Regions from separate parts of the Homo sapiens genome. Here region 2 is linked to region 1. Evidence: read pairs that join two places in POLR2A ChIA-PET (ENCODE). Cell type or tissue: OCI-LY7. All regions are shown on one strand. Links, peaks and the distances in the headings refer to the core of each region. The heading gives the core; the rest is flanking DNA.

The links. ChIA-PET counts read pairs that join two places held together with the same protein. Peaks named below come from ENCODE experiments on the same cell type or tissue, not always from the same donor. Only the 100,000 strongest peaks of a DNase experiment are listed, where the experiment ranks them.
Region 2: POLR2A ChIA-PET joins it to region 1 with 10 read pairs; 2 of 35 experiments call an interaction of 5 or more read pairs at or near these places.

Annotation. Positions count from the first base shown.
Region 1 is chr3:197,480,409-197,491,626 of GRCh38, forward strand. No RefSeq gene overlaps it. Among named protein-coding and RNA genes, the nearest start is that of LINC02012, 24 kb to the right of the region's middle. RefSeq lists enhancers at 9,552-10,097, 10,098-10,643 and a silencer at 9,830-10,124. In OCI-LY7, for the core only: no CTCF peak of the experiment used is centred there; no DNase peak of the experiment used is centred there.
Region 2 is chr3:197,823,460-197,834,677 of GRCh38, forward strand. LRCH3 (leucine rich repeats and calponin homology domain containing 3) reads left to right here. Exons shown (of 21, transcript NM_001365715.1): 5 at 3,419-3,555; 6 at 6,105-6,214; 7 at 7,311-7,404; 8 at 8,738-8,858. It overlaps LOC124909482 (a long non-coding RNA gene), which reads right to left and starts at 7,764. Exons shown (of 2, transcript XR_007096247.1): 1 at 7,578-7,764; 2 at 7,306-7,438. It overlaps LOC105374310 (a long non-coding RNA gene), which reads right to left. Exons shown (of 3, transcript XR_001741090.2): 2 at 11,069-11,166; 3 at 7,816-7,895. In OCI-LY7, for the core only: no CTCF peak of the experiment used is centred there; no DNase peak of the experiment used is centred there.

The DNA.
Region 1 (11,218 bases), core at 1,241-9,240:
TCTGCCTCCATCTTCATATGGCAATCTTCCCTCTGTATGGATGGCTCTGTCCCTTCTCCTCTTCTTATGAGGACGCCCAACCATATTGGAGTCAGGCCCGCCCTGCTCCAGCATTACCTCATCTTAACTTGATTACATTGGCAAAGACTGTATTTCCAAATAAGACAAATTCACAGGTACCAAGAGTTAGGGCTTTTGGCGGGGATACAACTCAACCCATAATAATGTAGCATAGTAGACCTCAAAAACCATTTTAGAAATGAAGGAACAGTTTCAGTCAATAAAAATACAGTGAGCTCACTTCCAGAGCAGCAAATACAAGAACTTGGGGCTCAACATGCAGGTAGAAGGAAGACTGAGACTGTATAAAGCCTAAGCAACTCACTGGAAAGGGACATCCAAAGTAACCAGTTATTTGGCATTGCACGATTTTTTAGGCTCTTAGAACTGAATTTAAAATTTTTCCTAGTGATCTCAAAACACTAGCCATCAAGGCAGCCTGTAGCTTATAAATGCCTCTAACGATACCCTGTCTTTGGCTCTTCACAGAGGAGTGGGCATGTGTAATGGCTGAAGATACAAAAATGCTGAGAAATGATGTGACTTTCCTAGGAAATGGCAGGGCTGGGATGGGGACCCAAGCTAGGCTGACTCCAGAACTTGGGTATTCAGAAAGGAAAGTGATTCTATACATAGATTCCATTAAACACACACACACACACACAAACACACACACACACACTACAAAAAAAGACTCTGTGATGAGGACCCTGTCACAGAACCCAAGAAGGATGAAATCTCAGGGGTGAGATTAAGTCTCAAATGACTTTAAGACAAAGCAGAACGTCCTAAGAGTGTCGCCACAAGTTCTAATGAAACTCAGATATGGGACTGTAAGTCTGTCTAGCTATGACCCTTAGGGAGAGCTTCATGGCAAAGGAAGGTGCGGAGTGGGGGAGGGAGATCTCTTTGATCTGGGTCTGGAGGGGAAAATGCAAATTTCACAGGTGAAAATGCATTCTGAGAAGAGGAAATAGCTTGAGCAAAGGAGATAGAAAGGATAAGATATATTTAGAAATATGGGGAACAGAGGAAAACATGGGCAAAAAGTGAGTTGGGACCATCAGCTGATTCTTCATGAGGACCCTTTAATGGGAGTAACACTGGTTTGGGGTTCCAGCCCCAGCTCAGGTCCCCCCGCCCTGGGCCTCTGGGCCTGTTTTCTCATCTGTAAATGAGAGCGTTTCCCAAAGATGCTAAGTGGGGCCTCATGTTCTTCAGAAAAGCTGCTTTAATAGGTTTTCCCATTCAACTGCCTGGTAAGACTTCATCTTAATGGCTGGCCAGGTGCGGTGGCTCACGCCTATAATCCCAGCACTCTGGGAGGCCAAGGTTGGTGGATCACCTGAGATCAGGAGTTCGAGACCAGCCTGGCCATCATGGTGAAACCCCCATCTCTACTAAAGATACAAAAAATTATCGAGGCATGGTGATATGCACCTGTAATCCCAGCTACTCGGGAGGCTGAGGCAGGAGAATCGCTTGAACCTGGGAGGCGGAGGTTGCAGTGAGCCGAGATCGTGCCATTGCACTACAGCCTGGGCAACAAGAGCAAGACTTAAAAAAAAAAAAGAAAGAAAGAAAAGAAAAAAAAGAATGGTTTTCATGCCTTAGAAATGTCTAAAAGCCATTGGTCTCAATAAACAAATTCCCTCTAACTGTATAATCCTATTTCTTTCTGCTGTAGGCCTGAGCGTTTGTCTGGTTTGTTATTCAAATGAAGCATGACTCATTTAGGATTTACCAGCTTGCTCCGAATTGTCTGTGGCTGTATTAAGTCATTTGACCTGTTTCCAGTGGAAAATCCATTTTTATTTACATCCTTAGGTGAAAGAGCCTGATGGGGCCAAAAGAGTGCTAGGGAGCAAGTCCGAAGCCCTGGCTCCGTGCTGTGATAACAAACATCATTCATAAAGAAGTATAGACCAAAGAATATTTGAATACATGCTAACTAGCAACACCATCTTGGGCAAGCCTCCTTGTCTCTCTGACCCATCCCTCAAATGGGAACAATGCCTACCTGGTCTGCCTCACAGCATTTCTGTGAGACTCATATGAGAGAATGCATCTGAAAGTTCTTTACAAACCGTAGAGGGTGGTGCTAGGGGAATCAAGGCTTGGGAGAGCAGCTCTCCTGGTCGACTGTGGCGGGGCAGTTTGAGACCTCGGGAAGTGACTGATTTTCTCCAACAGCATTTCTCGGCTTGCGTGTTTGAAAGAATAAGCAAGAAACAATTAATGCATCTGCTGCCTTTCTTAGATGTTTCACCTCACCCCAAGTCCCGTCTAGCCTTCTCAAGGTCACTGAAATGAAGCTTTGTCATGAAAACTGGCAGAAACCTACTAGAAAGAGCCCTGGCCAAGATAAACCCCAGGAGAGACAGAGGCAGAAGGTCTCTCGTAGCTTCCGCAGATGTTGATCAGTTCCTCACATCATTTGGCCAAGGAATGAACGGGCATAATTTATGCTGCAGTTTAAGGAAGCACTGATTCTTCCATCGAACTTATTCACTGTCAGTTCATCTATTTACCAAAACTTAACCGAATGACATCTCCCTCTTGAGCCCAAACCACCATCCCTACCAGTTTTTCTAACCTTGCATTGCTAGAGCTATTTCTCAGGTGATTTCAATATGCTAGTCTTCTCAGTGAAAGAATTGAAACAGGCCAGGTGCAGTGGCTTGTGCCTGTAATCCCAGCACTTTGGGAGGCCAAGGCAGGTGGATCACCTAAGGTCAGGAGTTTGAGAGCAGCCTGGCCAACATGGTGAAACCCCGTCTCTACTAAAAATACAAAAATTAGTCAGGCGTGGTGGTGCATGCCTGTAATCCCAGCTACTCAGGAGGTTGAGGCAGGAGAATCTCTTGAACCTGGGAGGTGGGGGTTGAAATGAGCCGAGATTGAGCCATTGCACTCCAGCCTGGATGACAGAGCAAGACTCTGTCTCAAAAAAAAAAAAAAAAAAAAAAAAATTGAAACATCAAGAGATTGCAGCACTAGCTGGGCTGTCAAACCGGAATGACAGAAAAAATGCCTTTGTCCAAACACAATCCAACGTTCTCCATCTTATGGAAGCTACATCCCTTAGCCTGGCTGAAAGTGGCTCCAGTCTGGCCTCATTCAGGAGGCAGCAAGGACTGGTGGAAAAAACCCTGAGCTTGAGCTTGTCTCTTCTGCTCTTTATGCCTCAGTTTCCCTTCTGGTCCAATAATGAGGTTGAACTAGTCCTGCTATAAAGCTTCACTCATTTTCTGAGGTGGCGGTGGGGCTGAGGTGTAACACTGGGGTAGGAAGGAAGCTGAAAGGATACAGCAGTTCTGCTTTTAGCAGGTTGACACATTCTGAGTAGAGTTTCCTTTGGCAAAGGATTACTGTGCTGATTAAAAAATGCTTAAAAAACACAGGCCTGGCTGGGCATGGTGGCTCATGCCTGTATTCCCAGCACTTTGGGAGGCCGAGGCGGGTGGATCACCTGAGGTCAGGAATTTGAGACCAGCCTGGCCAACATGTTGAAACCCCGTCTCTACTAAAAATATAAAAATTAGCCAGGCATGGTGGTGGGCACCTGTAATCCCAGCTACTCAGGAGGCTGAGGCAAGCGAATCACCTGAACCCAGGAGGTGGAGGTTGCAGTGAGCTGAGATCTTGCATTGCACTCTAGCCTGGGAGACAAGAGTAAAACTCCATCTCAAAGAAAAAGCAAATCAAACAAACAAACAAAAAAAAACCATAGGCTTTTACCTGATGACTCTGAGGCTGCCCTAACAACTTTCCTTCCCTCTACCCTTGCGAGAAAACGTGTGTATTCTTACTGCAGTGACTTTACTCGAAACTCCCATCCCAGCACGTAATGCTCAAACTCCAGTTCCAGCCTCATCTCCTCCAAAAGCCAACGTGCCCATGAGGCTCTTCTCTGCTTCTTCTAACAACCCACTGGTTATACCAGGAGCCATGCCTGCCTTAGAGTGCCTTGTGCTGGGTGCCTCAAATGTCCCCCTACTTCCCCAACAAGATCATGAGACTGCTGCGGCAGGGACCCAGCTTGGGTCCGGCACTAATTGAGGACACAGGGATACCCAGTGAGTGACTGGATGTTGCAGAAGGCCACATCACTGACAGGGCCCTGAAGCTGAAGGTTGTTTAGAAGAGGGTCATACCCAACTCGGAGCCCCTCCCCATTTCCAAAGTGGGGACTGTGCAAAGAGCAGAGAGCAGGTGAATTCCCAGAGCTGGTAGAAAGTGGAGCGGGGTCTAGGACAACGCAGAATGATCCAGACGGGCTCGGCTCCCTTAATAGCTCCCCAATACCCTCTGTCCCTACTCCCAGCATGCTTTGGGTAGGCTCCATTGCCTCAGGGATTTACATAGGTTCCCTCTCCTCCTCTCTCTTCCAGTCCAGCCATTCCCTCCTGTGAAGAGACCAGATCCTGCCTCTGATCTGTCTCTGTCCCTGACACTGGACGAGATTGAGTGGGTCCCCTCTGCTCTCTGGCCCTCAGCTTCCCAGGTCTTTTCCAGAAACCTGCCACCCCATTGCATGAATGCCTTGCTAGGGTGGCCTGTTAGGTCGATCCTGCCTGTACCCTGGGGGCCTCACCATTGACTCTCCCGGGCTCCGCTCCCTGTGGGGCCATTCCCCACCCCTGGGTCCTGCCAGCCACAGATGCTGAGCTCCAGTTTTCTTATCTGTAGAAGGCCAGCATCCCAGCCCTGATACTCTGAGATCCACTCAATTCAAAAGGATCTTGAATCTGCTCTGTAATGCTCTCAGCACATTAGACCACCTGTTCCCAGCCTGAGTGGATATCCCAGGCTTAGCACCCCCGGCAGGAGAGTTGAGACAAAGACAATCTTGGCTTCTCTGATATCGTTCACATTACAGACCAGGGGAGCCTGCTCTGGAACAGCAGATGCCTTGGGGTCTGATGGTATCAGTGACACTTTCTGGGAAATAGACATAATCAGCCTGACCCGCAAAAGAACATCCACTAGAGCTGGGTGCTGAGGGGGACAGTGGCCAGCATGCCTCCACTGTCGGGGGACGTCTGCAGTGTGACCTTGGAAAGAACCCACTCCCTCTTTCCCTCCTTTTCTCTCATTCACAAACATTTATTGAGCATTTCCATGGGCCAAGCCCTCTGCTAGGACTTCGGGCTTCGAAAGCATAGTCCTTGCCCTAGAGAGCCTTGTAATCTAATTGGAGAAGCAGAAATACGAACCTGTAACTATAGTATTTTCCCCCCGCCAAACCCCAGTTTTCTCAATTCAAGTGTTACTCTGTGATACTGTCAGCACATTAGAGCACCTGTTCCCACCAGTTCTGCTGAAGTGGCAGGCCACAGTCAGCAGGTGACCCGCAAAGAAGAGTTAGTGATAAATGATGACTTGAATGGCATTGAGAGCGGTCCACAGTGTGGCTTGCTATGGCCAACAGACTGCTGTGGTTTGGTTCTTGCTCTCCAAATTTCCATTCCCTCAGCTACTGCCACCAGCAAAGCACTCGAAAGCTGTAAAGATTATTTTCAGCATGTCCAGGGGCTCTAAGAGAGACCAGGTGAAAGACAGATTATACTGTTGGTACTAGAGCCAGCACGAAACTCAAGCTCCTCTGATTGTTGGTCCAGGCTCTCTACAGCCCCACCGACTCCACATCCTTCCCTTCCTTGGCTAGAAATTGAGGAATATGAAATACATGTCTGGGTGAATAACAGGCTGTCAGGTTAAAACTGTTCCACAGGATTTCAAACGACCTGGAATTAGGTGGCCTGGGGTAGTACTTAACTAATGTTTTTCTGGCTGGTGGAAAATCTCAGATGTTAGTTGGGCAATTCCTTCCTTTTTTTTTTTTTTTTTTTTTTGAGATGGAGTCTTGCTCTGTCACCAGGCTGGAGTGCGGTGGCACGATCTCGGCTCACTGCAACCTCCGCCTCCCAGGCTCAAGCAATTCTCCTGCCTCAGCCTCCTGAGTAGCTGGTACTACAGGCACATGCTACCACACCCAGCTAATTTTTGTATTTTTAGTAGAGATGAGGTTTCACCATGTTGGCCAAGATGGTCTCAATCTCTTGACCTTGTGATCTGCCCGCCTCAGCCTCCCAAAGTGCTGGGATTACAGGCGTGAGCCACCGTGCCCGGTGAGAATTCCTTCCTTTCACATCCACATCTTTCTCTGTCTCACACATGCCCCATACTAGCCATCCTCCTTCCTCTCTGTTTCTCAAATTGAAACACAATTAAGGACAAAGAAAATACTCAGGTTATTGGACACATTTGCAAATCTTCACAATCCCACAGAGGGCCTTTAGCCCCCGATGAGAACCAGTGGCATAATAACCCCTCTTGGGAACCAGCGTCATTCTCCCGATTCTCTGTTATGCATCAGTCTTGGTCACCTTTCTTTTCTTTTCTTTTTCACGCTTGTCTCTGCTTGGTATCCTCTAGAATTTGGTTTTCAATGTCCTTGCCTTACATTTGCAACATCTTCAGAGAAAGTGGTCCTAGCCCATCCCAGCTCCCACAGGCTGGTATTTCTAGTTTCCTGGCCAAGGAGGGCACACCTTTCAGGTACACAGAGATACAAAGGCTGCCAAATATTTCTCATTGCATTGTTTAGCTGGAGTATCTCAGGCCAGAGACAGGGACATGACCAGGCAAACTTCAGAGGAAGTTGTGAAGCTGTGAGAGGTCTTGGAATAAAAAAATGGATCTAGAGCTCTTCTATTGCTGAATGGGCCATGTGACTGCTGCCCATTCTATCAAAGTGGAAGCCAAACCAGTCCCTTCCCTTAGAGCTTCCATAGATGAGAGGGTACAGGGAAGCAGGAGGGATGGGGTTGTTTTTACTCTTGCACACCAGCTAAATATCAGCGCTGGTCTCCAGAGTAGAGAAGCCGTCTACGAGAGACTTCCAGGGTATCTGTGCTGTCTCTGATACCAAAGCATCCGGGCACGGCACAGCAGCTCATGCCTATAATCCCAGAACTTTAGGAGGCCGAGGAGGGCAGACGGTAGCTCACGCCTATAATCCCAGAACTTTAGGAGGCCGAGGAGGGCAGATTGCTTGAGCCCAGGAGTTCGAGACAAACCTGGGCAATGTGGCAAAATCCTATCTCTACAAAAAATATAAAAATTAGCCAGGTGCGGTGGCGCGCGCCTGTAGTCCCAGCCACCTGAAAGGCTGAGATGGGAGAATTGCTTGAGCCCAGGAGGCAGAGGTTGCAGTGAGTGGTGATCCCGCCACTGCACTCCAGTCTGGGCGACCGAGTGAGACCCTGTCTCAAAAACAAACAAACAAAAAATGTAGTTCGACCCACAAAATATCTCAAGATTGTATTTGATTGGCTTTAGCTTGGGAATCAACTTTCATCTTCAATGGCACTGCTGTTTTGCAGGACAGCTTTTGACTCGACATAGAACAATATCCAGCAGTTTCTTCCTGACATTGCTGGATGAACACTGAGGCACATGATGAATTGTTGTGCTGAGAAACTCTGAGATGTTGCATGGGTCACGGCTGCTGTGAGAGTGACTCACAGAAGCCCAGACCTGCCTGGGAGGCAGGAAGGGCAGCATTGAGGGACTGACGGGCCCTGGGCCATGACAAACAGAAGCAGATGGGATGAGGCCCACAGGGACATTGTGTCATTCACTGGGTGACCTGAGCATTACCAGAGGCAGACGAGACTGCCAGGAAGAGCACTGTTCTCTCATCTGGTGGGTTTGCAAACCTTTTTCTTTTACTATTTTCTTAAAAGAAACCTCTTCTGAATTCTGTCTGTGGCTTTGGTTGGGATCCAGCCAAGCTTTAGTTTAAAAATAAGACATATTACATTGTTACGGAATTATCAAGCTTTGGTCAACGTCGACATCAACATCATTAGCAAAACATGATTCAGGTGTTCGGCTGGGCAGACCCTCGCACATGGCAATCTAAATGAATAAGCACACTTCCTTCTCATTTTTGAGAATGTAGCTGAGAAGCAAAAATGAATACTGATGTGGATGAAAATGTAAAAGGCTTGCAGACACATACCGTGCACACCAAATTTCGGCACACAACATTAAGAAGGAATAAAAGGTAAGGTGCCTGATCCTTCGTCACACGTGTACCCACCTGATGGCATGCTGATGCCCATCAGTTGAGGTCGGTGGCGAGAGAAGGGTGGATTTGAAGGGTCATTTCAAATTCTTCTGAGTCAAAGTGGCCTAGACCAGGAGCCCCCGAGCAGAGACCATGGCTTTTAATTTTGAATCTTCACCATCCAACCCGGGGCCGAGTAGCTAGGCAGTAGTTTGATTGTAGTAACTCTTATCTTACTGTCATTATAATCTCTGCTGTTGAATGTCCCTGCATCACCTTCTAACTACCCCACCATACGAGGCTGTCATAAATGAGGGTTGATACTCACAGGTGTCTTCAGCTTGTCTCATTTTGTGGGAAGTGCACCATATCACTGTTCTGGAAGCTTTTTTCTCCAGAATTCCATAAGCTGGAACAACTATTTATGAACCTCATTTATAAGAGATGACAGTTGCCAGTAGTACAATGAAATACATGCTGTGAGAAAATGAAGTGTTCTAATCAATTAAACATACGTACAAGGCAGAATGAACTTTTATATCCCTCTAACCGGTACCCCAGTCCCCTGGCCTTTCCTGGGGCCTATGATAAGCCAAAGCTAGGCCAGCTCAAAGGAGAGGGAGAGTAGCGATTCTGTAAGAATATCCATACACAGGAACTGCGCCAAGGGGAGGCCAGCTGGACAGAGAGCAAGGTTAGCCTGCCTTCTAAAATCCACCGGCCTGCTTCTCCCACCGGCCCCCAGCACAGTTCCTGCCCAGGTAAAGCAGAACCCAATGTGACCAAAAGCCTGACCTGGACCCAAGGCATGGCCTGGGAGTGGGAGCAGTAGGTTGAGGAGGTCCGAAGGGGCAGGAATTGGGGTGTGGGTGGGGAGTGAAAGGAGAGAAGGCCAAATGTGGGGGGAGGCCCTCAGGCCAAGCTGGAAGGACCTGGGGCTGAGGAGTGCCCAGGGATTCCCCGACTGGACCCCTGACCTTCCCATACTCTGACTGGGAAGACACAGTGCAATCTTTTCTTCGAGACAGAGTCTCGCTCTGTCACCCAGGCTGGAGTGCAGTGGCGTGATCTCAGCTCACTGCAAGCTCTGCCTCCTGGTTCAAGCGATTCTCCTGCCTCAGCCTCCCGAGTAGCTGGATTACAGGTGTGTGCTACCACACCTGGCTAATTTTTGTATTTTGGGTAGCAACAGGGTTTCACCATGTTGGCCAGGCTGGTCTCAAACTCCTGACCTCGTGATCCGCCCATCTCGGCCTCCCAAAGTGCTGGGATTACAGGCGTGAGCCTCCGCGCCCAGCCCGACACAACTCAATCTTGAAGGGCTGTTTTGTACATCCTTCTGGATGCAATGGTGCATGGATAGGCTAAGAGTACACTTGTGTTATAAATTGAAAACCACTGCTCCCGTCCACTCTTCAGATGGACGTTCTGGGTTTGTTTTACATGTGTTTTTCCTTTCTTTCATAAAAGAAAAGGAATCATGTTGTCATCAGTTTTTTAAAGTTTGTCCCCAGCTCCCTCTACTTTTTCTGTGTCTGATGGGGGCCAGCCAGTCACAAGGACCTCACCATACTAGCAGGGTGCGGCCTTCTAAATGGGCATTTGTGAAGCTCTGGGTGCTGGCTGGGCGGGGCAGGGTCAGAGAAATGCAAAGTATTCCAGGCATTAGCCCCGGAATTTACTCCCAGCCTCTCCTCTGCCCACATCATAGCCCCACCAGGCTGCAGTCTTCTCCCCTTGGATCAGAAGGTGCCCCAAGGCCTCTCTTGGAGATTTTACCCTGTTGGCTCATCAGGAGAGAGGAAGAGAGGCTAGGATCAGAGGAAATGCCTAATGAATTACCATGAGGAAAGAAGAAGCAGAATGTGAGCAGCTGCCTCTGCTGGTTAGGTCCAGAGAAAAGATGTTTCTGGATCTATGATTTAGGTGGGCAGGCAAGCAAGCAATAGGAGAGCCCGCAGCCAGGGGAGAGAAAACTCCTGGGAGTTTCTGCTTTCTGAAGCCGGGGGCAGTTTGCCCAGCCAGGCTGGAGGTGATGCCAGAGGGCCTCGATTTGGGGGTGCCACCTCCTGAGTACAGCAAATGGACCTGACACCCTCAGTGAAGTCAAGATAAGAGGAAGGCTGGATGCCAAATGGGGACAAAGGATTAAAATAGGCTTTGGGGGCTGTTCTAACCCAAGGAGAGGAAACACGAGAGAAAAAAACATCCCTGAGTGACAGCCCCACAGATTCCCAGAAGTGGGATGGGAGTGGAGAGGGCTCATTATAAGCTGTTCCTTTTGCAAACCTGGGTGAGCTGCTAGAGCTTCTAGAGAACGAACATCCCAGGACATCTGGAATGAAGTGGGCGTGGGGAGACCCTATGATATCAACTCCACTGACAAATTGCAGTTTACCAAGCATGGTCAAAACCAGCATCCCACAGCACGTGACAACGGTCCTGGGGCAGTGTCATCATCACGCTGCACCTGTTTTACAGATGAGGAGACTCAGACATGTGCGAGGACTTGGCCTGCATAGGTGGGCTTCAAAGAGAGGTGTGAGGACCACTGGTCAGTACGAGGTGATTTCGTGCTGCAAGGGTAAATTATTATGCTAATAGACACATATTTACTGTAATGAGCTTTTAAAAATATAATTAGAACCACGAAACCTGTGATTTCAAGGATACTGTTATTTTTTTTTTAGGCAGTCTTGCTCTGTCACCCAGGCTGGAGTGCAGTGGCGTGATCTCAGCTCACTGCAGTCTCTGCCTCCTGGGTTCAAGCGATTCTCCTGCCTCAGCCTCCCGAGTAGCTGGAATTACAGTTGTGTGCCACCATGCCCAGCCAATTTTTGTATTTTTAGTAGAGACGGGGTTTCACCATGTTGATCAGGCTGGTCTTGAACTCCTGGTCTCAAATGATCCACCTGCCTCGGCCTCCCAAAGTGTTGGGATTACAGGTATGAGCCATCGCACCCAGCCGAGGCTACGTTTTAAAAGTGAGTTTATTTAAAGTTGGTTTCAACAAAGTGGTAAAGAAATCATATTACATATGGCAATGGGTTTTCCTTTTTTAAAAGTGCAAAGGTGGGA
Region 2 (11,218 bases), core at 1,147-9,146, 340 kb after region 1:
CCAAAAGTATGTACCTTCATTAAACTCCTTTGACTCTTTTTTTTTTTGAGATAGGGTCTCACTCTGTTGCCCAGGCTGGAGTGCATGGCGTGACCAGAGCTCACCGTAGCCTCGAACTCTGTGGGCTGAAGCCATCCTCCCATCTGAGCCTTCCAAGTAGCTGGGACTGCAGACATGCACCATCACACCCAGAAAATTTTGTATTGTTTTGTAGAGACAAGGGTCTCACCATGTTCCCCTGGCTGGTCTCCTGGACTCAAGCAATCCACCCACCTCAGCCTCCCAAAGTGCTGAGATTACAGGCATGAGCCACAGTGCCCAGACTGCTGACATATTTCTAACTGATATGTTTTTATAGCTATTGCTGGTTTGGGCAACTTTGACACTTATGTCAGCTTCCTATTGTGATGATAGATGAGGATTTAGTTTCCTTACACTGTCACCATACCATGCCTTTACTGCTTTCCTCCCATCTTCCCAGTGTAGTTTTAGCACAACTTCTGATTAAATTGTTACTCAGTGTTCACATTACTGTAATTATGTAAACATTGTTCCCTGCCAATTCAAGTGATGTACTCTGATTTTATTTCCTTTCTTGTACATGTTTTTTTCTTTTTTTTTTTGAGACAGAGTCTTGCTCTGTCGCCCAGGCTGGAGTGCAGTGGCATGATCTTGGCTCACTGCAGCCTCCGCCTCTCGGGTTCAAGCAATTCTCCTGCCTCAGCCTCCTGAGTAGCTGGAATTACAGGCGCCCGCCACCATGCCCAGCTAATTTTTGTATTTTTAGTAGAGATGGGGTTTCACCATGTTGGTCAGGCTGGTCTCGAACCCCTGACCTCGTGATCCACCCGCCTTGGCCTCCCAAAGTGCTGGGATTACAGGCGTGAGCCACCACGCCCGGCTTTTTTTTTTTTTTTCCCCTGGAGGTAATAGTTTCTTATCTTTTTATATGCTTATTTTTATGTGTGTCTATGGCTAATTCCACCCTCTTTTTCCAGCAGGCTTTCTGGTCAGACCAGATTCTCTATCCCTTTTTTCCCTGCACTTCCACCTCACTGAGCCCTTTTTTTCTCTTCTGATGTGGACTGGCTGTTCTCTAGTATTGCTGCCCAGCTTTTTTTTTTTTTGAGACAGTCTCACTCTGTCACCCAGGCTGGAGTACAGTGGCGCGATCTCGGCTCACGGTAACCTCTGCCCCCCCGTCCCGGGTTCAAGTGATTCTCTGCCTCAGCCTCCCAAGTAGCTGGGATTATAGGAGCCCGCCACCACGCCTGGCTAACTTTTGTATTTTTAGTAGAGATGGGGTTTTACCATCTTGGCCAGGCTGGTCTTGAACTTCTGACCTCGTGATTCACCCGCCTTGGCCTCCCAAAGTGCTGGGATTACAGGCGTGAGCCACTGCACCTGGCCTGCTGCCCAGCTTTCTTTCTTCTGTGTTAAATACTCTGAGTCCTAGACTCTGGATCTTCCTCAGTTACTCCCTGTTTTGCTGGAGGACATCTCCTAGTAGCTTCCCAAGAACACGTCATGGGAGAACATATTTTTGAGACTTCACTGGAAAATAAATGTCTTTATTCTATGTTCCCCCTTGATTGTTTGATTATAAATCCAGGTTGAAAACTATTTTCTTTCAAGACTTTTAAGTGTTTTTTCACTTTCCACTTTCAGTGTTTAAAATTGATGGTTGAAAATCTGATGCCATTCATTCTTAATCCCAGTATTTTGTGACCAGCTTTTGCTCTCTGGAAGATTTTAAGATGGTCCCTGTTTATCTGCTGCTCTGAAATTTTATGTTAATGTGCCATAGCATGAGTTGTTTTAATTTAATGTGCTGGATACTTGGTGGGCCCCTTTCCAAACCAGAGATCCATATCTTCCGTTTTGGGAAATTGTTTTATATCTTTTTTTTTTTTTTTAAATAATTTTCTTTCTTCTGGTTTCTCTGTCCCCTTTTTGAATTATTTTGAATTGGATGTTATTAGACCTCTTTGTTGATCCTCTTTGATTTTTTTTTTTTTTTTTTTTTTTTTTTTTTTTTGAGACAGAGTCTTGCTCTGTCTCCCAGGCTGGAGTGCAGTGGCTCAATCTCGGCTCACTGCAAGCTCCGCCTCCCGGGTTCACGCCATTCTCCTGTCTCAGCCTCCCGAGTAGCTGGGACTACAGGCGCCCGCCACCACGCCCAGCTAATTTTTTGTATTTTTAGTAGAGACGGGGTCTCACCGTGTTAGCCAGGATGGTCTCGATCTCCTGACCTCGTGATCCGCCTGCCTCGGCCTCCCAAAGTACTGGGATTACAGGCTTGAGCCACCGCGCCCAGCTGATTTTTCTTATATTTTTTATTATTCATTTCTGTGTCATTTTGTGTTACCTTATGGTAAAATAGTTCCAACCATTCTTATGAATTTTTAATTGCTACCATTATATTTTTTCATTTCTACAAACTCATTCTGTGATTTTTAAAAAATATTCCTTTTATGTTTCAGTGATTAAAGACCTTCTCTTTCTGAAACTAAAGATAGTCTAGCTTTTCAAAATTTTCTTCTGCTTTCTATAAAATACCTGTTTCTTCTGAGTTCCTTTTTTTGGTTAGTTAGTTGGTTTTGATGTTGGAGATGTCTAAATGTCTGTGGATCATATACTATCTTTATATGGCTGATTAGAAGTTCTCAGTATACTGGGCAGAAATTGTATAATGGTAATTAAACAACAAGCTGTGTATTTTATTAGAAGAAATTCTGTATCATTATATAAAGGCCTTTTATATGGGACTGTGAAGTTTATCCAGAGAAAGAAGCTCCATTTCTTCTTCGTTATTGTGTATATTCTTAAGTACAGCCATTCCTGGGATGAAGTAGGATAGGGTGGGGTGAGAAGGTGCTGAGGTCTTAATGTTAAGTGTGTAGACTTTGACTTAACTCCTCCATTTTTAGCTGGCAACTCCTCCTGACTTTTGTCATCCTATTGTGCCTGGGATCCCTTAGTTCCGAGCATTTTTGATTCAATTTCACTAGAAAATAACTTGCTGATTCCTGGGAACATTGGAGAAGGATAGTGCCCCAGCTGTGTTAGTGGGGGCTGTTGACCCAGGCATTTAACTGTTCTTTATGTAGAGTGTTATCTAATCCTTTTGTTATCCTCACCTTCTTGTGGTATCAGGGCCTCCAGCTTCTGAGACTTTCTGTAGTTCTGAGCGGGTCAAAGCTGCTTTTTATTAGTAATCCTGTCTATAGGCAACTGGATCTCATTTTTACCACTTTGCTACCACTTTTCTCATTTTTACCACTTTGCTACCAGTTAATCACTAAAAGAGAATGGGAGTAAATATCTATGTTAAAATCACATTTAACTAGAAGCTTTGTAAAAATTCTCTAGTTGTAAAACATCATTAATTGTTCATTTCCATTTTACCTTCTTGCAGAGCTGGCGGAGTTGCCTTTGATACGGTTAGACTTCTCATGCAATAAAATTACCACAATCCCTGTTTGTTATCGGAACCTCAGGCACCTACAGACGATCACCCTAGATAACAATCCACTACAATCACCTCCTGCACAGGTAAACCATAGTGGAAGCATCAGGTAAACCATGGTGGAAGCATCAGGTAAACCACGGTGGAAGCATCTGGTGAACCATAGTGGAAGCATCAGGTAAATCATAGTGGAAGCATCAGGTAAACCACAGTGGAAGCATCAGGTAAACCATAGTGGAAGCATCAGGTAAACCATAGTGGAAGCATCAGGTAGACCATGGTGGAAGCATCAGGTAAACCATGGTGGAAGCATCAGATAAATCATGGTGGAAGCATCAGGTAAACCATAGTGGAAGCATCAGGTAAACCATAATGGAAGCATCAGGTAAACCATAGTGGAAGCATCAGGTAAACCATAGTGGAAGCATCAGGTAAACCATAGTGGAAGCATCAGGTAAACCATAGTGGAAGCATCAGGTAAATCATAGTGGAAGCATCAGGCAAATCATAGTGGAAGCATCAGGTAAACCATAGTGGAAGCATCGCATGGACTTTTTTTGGACAAAGGATGAAATTTAAAATTTCATGTACATTTATCATTCGGTTAGAAAATAATTTCTTTTAAAATGGATTCACATACATATGTATTTTTGAGAAGCCTTGAATTAATGGATTAGAAGATAATGTTTCCAGAAGTATTTTTCCTTTCTCTAAATTGGTATTTCTTTTTAAATTGAAGAATTCTTCCCTAAATTTTTTTCTAATAAAATTTTAGTTAATTTCTTAATTTTTTCTTGTAAAATTTTAGTTAATTTCTTTATTTTTTTCTAGTAAAATTTGAGTGTAGACACCATAAATGCTAGAGACAGGCCAGGTGTGGTGGCTCATGCCTGTAATTCCAGCACTTTGGGAGGCCGAGGTGGGCAGATCATGAGGTCAGGAGATCGAGATCATCCTGGCCAACATGGTGAAACCTTGTCTCTACTAAAAATACAAAAATTAGCCGGGTGCGGTGGTGGGCGCCTGTAGTCCCAGCTACTCAGGAGGCTGAGGCAGGAAAATCACTTGAACCCAGGAGGTGGAGGCTGCAGTGAGCTGAGATGGCGCCACTGCACTCCAGCCTGGGCGACAGGGTGAGACTCCGTCTCAAAAAAAAAAAAAAAATGCTAGAGACAGATAAAAATACTCAGCTTTCAGAGCTAAAAACTATCAGTAGATTTCTTTTTCTGATCATTGTTATTATAACCTTCCTAATTCTAAAGTCACAAATTCCTACTTTAGACAGTTTGGTCATTTGTTTACCAGTGACTGAAGTGAAGCTATACAGTAATAATTATAAAGTAGCTTTACATGTAGATGCTGGACATCCTACAACCTAGAAATTTTTGCCAACTCATTATTTTCCCTCAGCTCTTTTATTTTTTTATTTTTTTGTGAGAAGGAGTCTCGCTCTGTTGCCCAGGCTGGAGTGCAGTGGCGCGATCTCGGCTCTCTGCAAGCTCCGCCTCCCGGGTTCACACTATTCTTCTGCCTCAGCTTCCCAAGTAGCTGGGAGTACAGGTGCCTGCCACCATGCCTGGCTAATTTTTTGTATTTTTAGTAGAGACGGGGTTTCACCGTGTTAGCCAGAATGGTCTCAATCTCCTGACCTCATGATCCACCTGCCTCGGCCTCCCAAAGTGCTGGGATTACAGGTGTGAGCCACCGCGCCCGGCCCCCTTAGCTCTTTTTAACTCTGCAGTTTATTGACGATTTTGTACAAGCATATGTTACTCTTTTTTTTTTTTTTTTTTTTTGAGATGAAGTTTTGCTCTTGTTGCCCAGGCCGGAGTGCAATGGTGCGATCTCGGCTTACTGCAGCCTCCGCCTCCTGGGTTCAAGCGATTCTCCTGCCTCAGCCTCCCGAGTAGCTGGGATTACAAGCGCCTGCCACCATGCCCGGCTAATTTTTTGTATTTGTAGTACAGACGGGATTTCACCGTGTTGGTCAGGCTGGTCTTGAACTCCTGACCTCAGGTGATCCACCCACCTCAGACTCCCAAAGTGCTGCAATTACAGGTGTGAGCCACTGTGCCCGGCGGCATATGCTACTCTTTATGGCAACTATAAAACTTTATGAGTAAACTTCCTAACAATAGAAGGGTCTTATAAGCCTCAAGAATTTGTGTTTTGACTTCTGGGACAAGTAGCAACAGAAATATATGTAATGTTTCATGATTTCCTGCTCTTCTCTCTCAAAGCAGAATCAAAAACATAGTTGTATATGATTGTTGGATTCCTAAAAGTAAAAGTTGCTTCATGTAATCTAATGAGGAGAAATGCTTTAAATCTCTGACTATGCAAACTAGTCAGTGTGATAAGTTTACTTGGTATTTGAACAGTATAATCAAAAGTTATTTATTTATATATTACTGAAATGTATTAGTGACTAGAAAATGAAAACATATTTACCAGTTAAACACCTAAAATAACACTTAACCAAATAATATAATTTATTAGTTTTTAAATATTACTGTATGTACTTGATAGAAATGCCTCCCTTTCCCAATGTATGTTACATAAAATGTTGATATGATAAAAAGGAGCATACTTCAGATGAGTAATAATTTGGCTACATCTGTGTGACTTTATTTAGATATGTATAAAAGGCAAAGTCCACATATTTAAATACCTGAACATACAAGCTTGTAAGATTGCTCCAGATCTGCCGGATTATGATAGGAGACCGTTGGGTTTTGGCTCCTGGTAAGTATATTCTGTCCCTTTATCTATCATATTTTTTGTACAGAGAATCAAATAAAATGGATACTTAAATTTGCCTGAATGTTTGACTAAAGGGAAATAACCTGTTTTAACACTGTTATTCTCAGAATGCTTGTATTGTAAAGTTGATTACCTAGATCTGGCAAAGTCTAGTTCTAAGGGTTTCTCAACCTTGGCACTGTTGACATTTTAGATCAGATAATTCTTTGTTGTGATGGGCTGTCCTGTACATTGTAAGACATTTACCAGCATCCTTGGTGTCTGCCCATTAGATAGATGCCAGTAGTACCCTCGCAAAGTCTCCAAATGTCACCTTGGGGCCCTCCAGTTGAAAACTACTGGTCTGAGTGACTTGAACGCTAACTTTAGCTCTGCTGCTGAGGTAACTAGCCGAAGGCAAGTCATTCCTACTTTTTGAGTTTCATTTTTTCTACAAGGAGTCAAGAGTTGGATTTGTTGACCATTAACATCACTTCAGGATCTTTTAATCTATGAGTCCCTCAGCTACACAGCCTGTGACTTATAAGGTCATCTGCTTGGCAGTCCCAACCATCTGGAACAATCTCTTTTTTTTGAAACAAGGTCTTACTATGTTGCCCAGCCTGGTCTCAAACTCCTGAGCTCAAGCATTCCTCCCACCTCAGCCTCCTGAGTATGGAGCAGTCTTAAGTAGCAAGAATTAAATTCTTAGGCCTTTAAACAAGCAGGATAGATGTTTCAGTCAAAGTGAAGTAATGTTTATGGACTTTACTCAAAAGAGAACCTCTCAGGCCTTCTCTTGAACCTCTCAAATTTTGCTTAAAAGCACAGTCCTAGTAAACTCGCCTCATTGGACGAACAAGAATTGCAGAGGTGTGATTGTTTTGAAGCTGGATAATAATGAGTACATGAGGTCTCATGCTATTCTGTTTGCTTTGTTTCTATTTGGAATTTTTCATATTAAAAAATTAAAGCCCATTTAGTTCTAATAGTTAAGTGACTGCCACATTTCTTGTTTTTTAGAAAATTGATCTGTTTAATTTCAAATTTTAATTGTTAAAATAACAAACTTTGCAGTAACAGAGTCTCTTTTCGGCAGCCATGAAGAACTGTACTCAAGTCGCCCTTATGGAGCCCTTGATTCAGGCTTCAATAGTGTGGACAGTGGTGATAAGAGATGGTCAGGGAATGAAGTAAGTGTTTTTTATGTTCCGTGTGTTATAACACCTGATTAAGAGAAAACAGAATGATGAAAATGAAAAGCGTCTTAACTGGATTCAGTTTCTCACTACATAAAATACAGAAAAGTCAAGGTGGAGGCAAGATTCCCACCCTCTCCAGCAGAATTGGCATTCTGCGTCCTTACCGGCTTTCTGTCACGTGGATTTCCGCCTGTTTCCTCATTGCCTCATGGAAATAGTTTCATATCATAGAAAGGCAAACAGGAGCTGAGCCAGTTGAAACTGAAGCCTACAATCTGAGGTGGGGGGTAATCTCGAGCAGAGGTGCTAGATGGTGAGAAAACAAGTAGGACTTTCGGCTGATGGGTAGAGACAAGGACCTTAGTAAAGAGTATTCATGTGCTCAAGAGGAATAACTTCCTGGCTAATTCTGTCGTTTTTCTCGTTTTTAAATTATTGATATTATGTTTTCTGCTCTTAAAAATTACTGTGTCCACAGAGGTCTACAGAAGAAAAAAAGTAAAAAAATAAATAAAAATTACTAATGTGTAATATTTTAGCTATGCATTAAGTTATTAAGTAAACTTTTGTTAGCAAGACTGATAACCTACTATTTATAACATTGTTTTACTGTGAATTGAAACCAAATTAATTTTAGACCACATCCCATTTGAAATTTGGAATTACTTGTGTTTGTATGTCTTGGTGGGTGGGTTCATAAATGTGGCTGTATCAATACAGATATATATGTAGATATTTTAAATCTATATATATATAATTTATGGAGTCATGAATCTTTTATATTTTTTGAGACAGAGTCTTGCTCTTTCACCCAGGCTGGAGTGCAGTGGCACGACCATGGCTCAAGCAGTCCTCCCACCTAAACCTCCTGAGTAGCTGGGACTACAGGCTTATGCCACCATGCCTGGCTAATTAAAAAAAATTTTTTTTTAGAGACATGCTCTCCCTATATTGCCCAGGCTAGTCTCAAACTCCTGGGCTTGTCATTCCCATCTTGGTCTCCCAAAGTGTTGGGATTATAGGCATCAGCCACCACTCCAGACCAGATTTTTATTTTTTTGAAATAGGATCTCGCTTTGTCGCACAGGCTGGAGTGCAGTGGTGGAATCCTGTCTCATTGCAGCCTCGAACTCCTGGGCTGAAGCGATCGTCTCGCCTCAACATCCCAAGTATTAGGATTACAGGCATGTGTGAGCACATCTAGCTAATTTACTCCTGGCCTCAAGTGATCCTCCTGCTTTGGTCTCCCAAAGCGCATGGATTACAGGCATGATCTGCCAGGCTCTAAAATGATTGTTTTTAATGTTTCTGCTTCTTTTTTAAGCCTACAGATGAATTTTCAGATCTGCCTCTTCGAGTAGCAGAGATTACTAAAGAACAAAGACTACGAAGAGAAAGCCAGTACCAAGAGAACCGCGGCAGTTTGGTAGTAACAAACGGCGGAGGTAAACATAATTCCGGTGACAGCTAAAGTGTTTGCAACCATTTAACTTTTTAAAGTTGTCTTTTTCATACCCACTCCTTTTGTTGGTGTATCTATAGCTTCTTCACTCTTCTTTTAAAGACTTCTTTTCATATATGATTGAAAAATACTATTTTCCATTGGGATGAAACTATGATTTCTGGTTTCAGTCAGAGTTAAAATACACTATTTCTCCCTTGTTTTTATTTTGGGAGGAAACTTTATTAGAGACAGTACACCTGGAGCAGATCTTTGTTAATCTGGATTTAATCACGACCTTTTGAAGTAACATTCTCCCTTTTTAAGATTCTTGCTGTGGTCATTATTTGATCTCTTTTAGGAATTTAGTCCTTTTTTTTTTTTTTTTCAGTGTTTACCTTTTCTTCACCTGGAATTGTCAGATGCTCTTCAAAGTCATCTGAATCACAGTTTTCCTTATTCTGACATTAAAAAATTTGTAGTTCATTAGCAAGCAGCACTCTCTCTACTTGCTTATACTTCCGAAGCAGACTCTTGATTTTCGCATTCAATTCTGTATTGCTTGAATTGGTTTGAATTTAATGTTTAATGTTTAATTTCATATTTAAATTTTGAGGGCCAGTTATAATGGAAAATAACTTTGATTTTCCAGAAACCTATTGCTTATCCGAGGAGAGCTTTCATTTCTCAGTGACGATTTCAATTAAATGGTTTGCTGTCCTTTTCCTTACCATCTTAGATTCTTTACTCCTGTCGTTACCATTTCATTTACATTTCAGTAGTTGTCTTTTAAGTGTTTCTCTCATATGAGGTATCTTTCTCCATCAGTTTATTTAAGACTTAAAATAATGTTGAGATCTGTGCCGGTATGATAGCCACTAGCCACATGTGATAATTATTGAGTATTTGAAATGTGTTTTTTTAGGCTGGGCGTGGTGGCTCACGCCTGTAATCCCAACACTTTGGGAGGTTGAGGCGGGTGGATCACTTGAGGTCAAGAGTTTGAGACCAGCCTGGCCAACATGGTGAAACCCCATCTCTACTAAAAACCGAAAAAAAAAAAAAAAAAAAAAAAAAAGCAGGGCATAGTGGCATATGCCTGTAATCCCAGCTACTCGGGAGGCTGAGGCAGGAGAATCACTTGAACTCGGGAGGTGGAGGTTGCAGTGAGCCAAGATCACGCCACTGCACTCCAGCCTGGGTGACAGAATGAGACTGTATCTCGAAAAAAAATCAGAAATGTGGTTTTTCCAAATTGATATGTATTGTAAGTATAAAATACACATCAGATTTTGAAGACTTCCTTTGAAAAAAAGCGTGTAAAATAGTAATATTTTGCATTGATTATATGTTGAAGTGATATTTAGACATATTAGACAATGTAAAATATTAAAGTTAATGCTGCCTCTTTTACTTTAAAAAATATGGCTACTAGAAAATTTCAAACGACATATGTGGTTCACCTTCATGGCTTGTGTTATTTTTCTCTTTGGCCACACTGGTCTAGATTGGATGAAGAAGTAAAGTTACTTTCTTCAGAAATCGTCTTAATATAAACCATTAATTTAGTCAGAAAAGTTTTAGCACATTTAAAAAATGCATTTATGTACCTGGTTTCTAATGTGGATGTAAACTTAGAACCTTTTCATCTTTTTTAGCTATTAATAAAACTCTAATAACTCAAAATTCAATTTTATATTAATTGTAGTCACAGAATTATTTGTCAATAATTGAGTCAGAAGACTAAATTGAGAAATAGGCTTCCCCAAGTTCACTGTTCCAGCAACTGCGATTTTTAGGCAGCCTGTAGAACGTCATGAAGTAACAGGTTGTGGTTTAATGCATCTCTGGAAAAACTATCTTAGTAGGAAGTTTTTTTTTCTAGTGTGCCATTTTAAGTAGTTGTTTCATTACTTTTAAACTTAAAAATAATGGGGGATTCCCAAACTTAGCAGATGAACAAGATGTGGCTAAAAATAATTTATATACGTCTCCTCACCCTAAAGCATTTTGAGAAGAAGAAACTCCTCAAATGAATCCCTTCCCATCCATAAACTATTATAAAATATCTACATTGCTGACCTCTAGCAGATAGTTTTCCAAATAGGACAATCTTTGTTCTGATCTTTTTTGTTTCTGCTTAATTGACAACAATTACAGGAAGGGAGATAGTAGTCAGAAACTCTTTCTTTCTCGAGTCCAGTTTACTCCTACCTTTTCTCTTTTTTGTGTGTGGCCTTTGACTTTCTCTTGAGTTGACTGTGTTCGGTTTTCCACCTGCCATCTCCTCACGGAGATATTAAGCCCCAGACCTAAAACACGAAAACACAAAGATGCACCTTTCAGTCTTTAAAAATTGGTCTT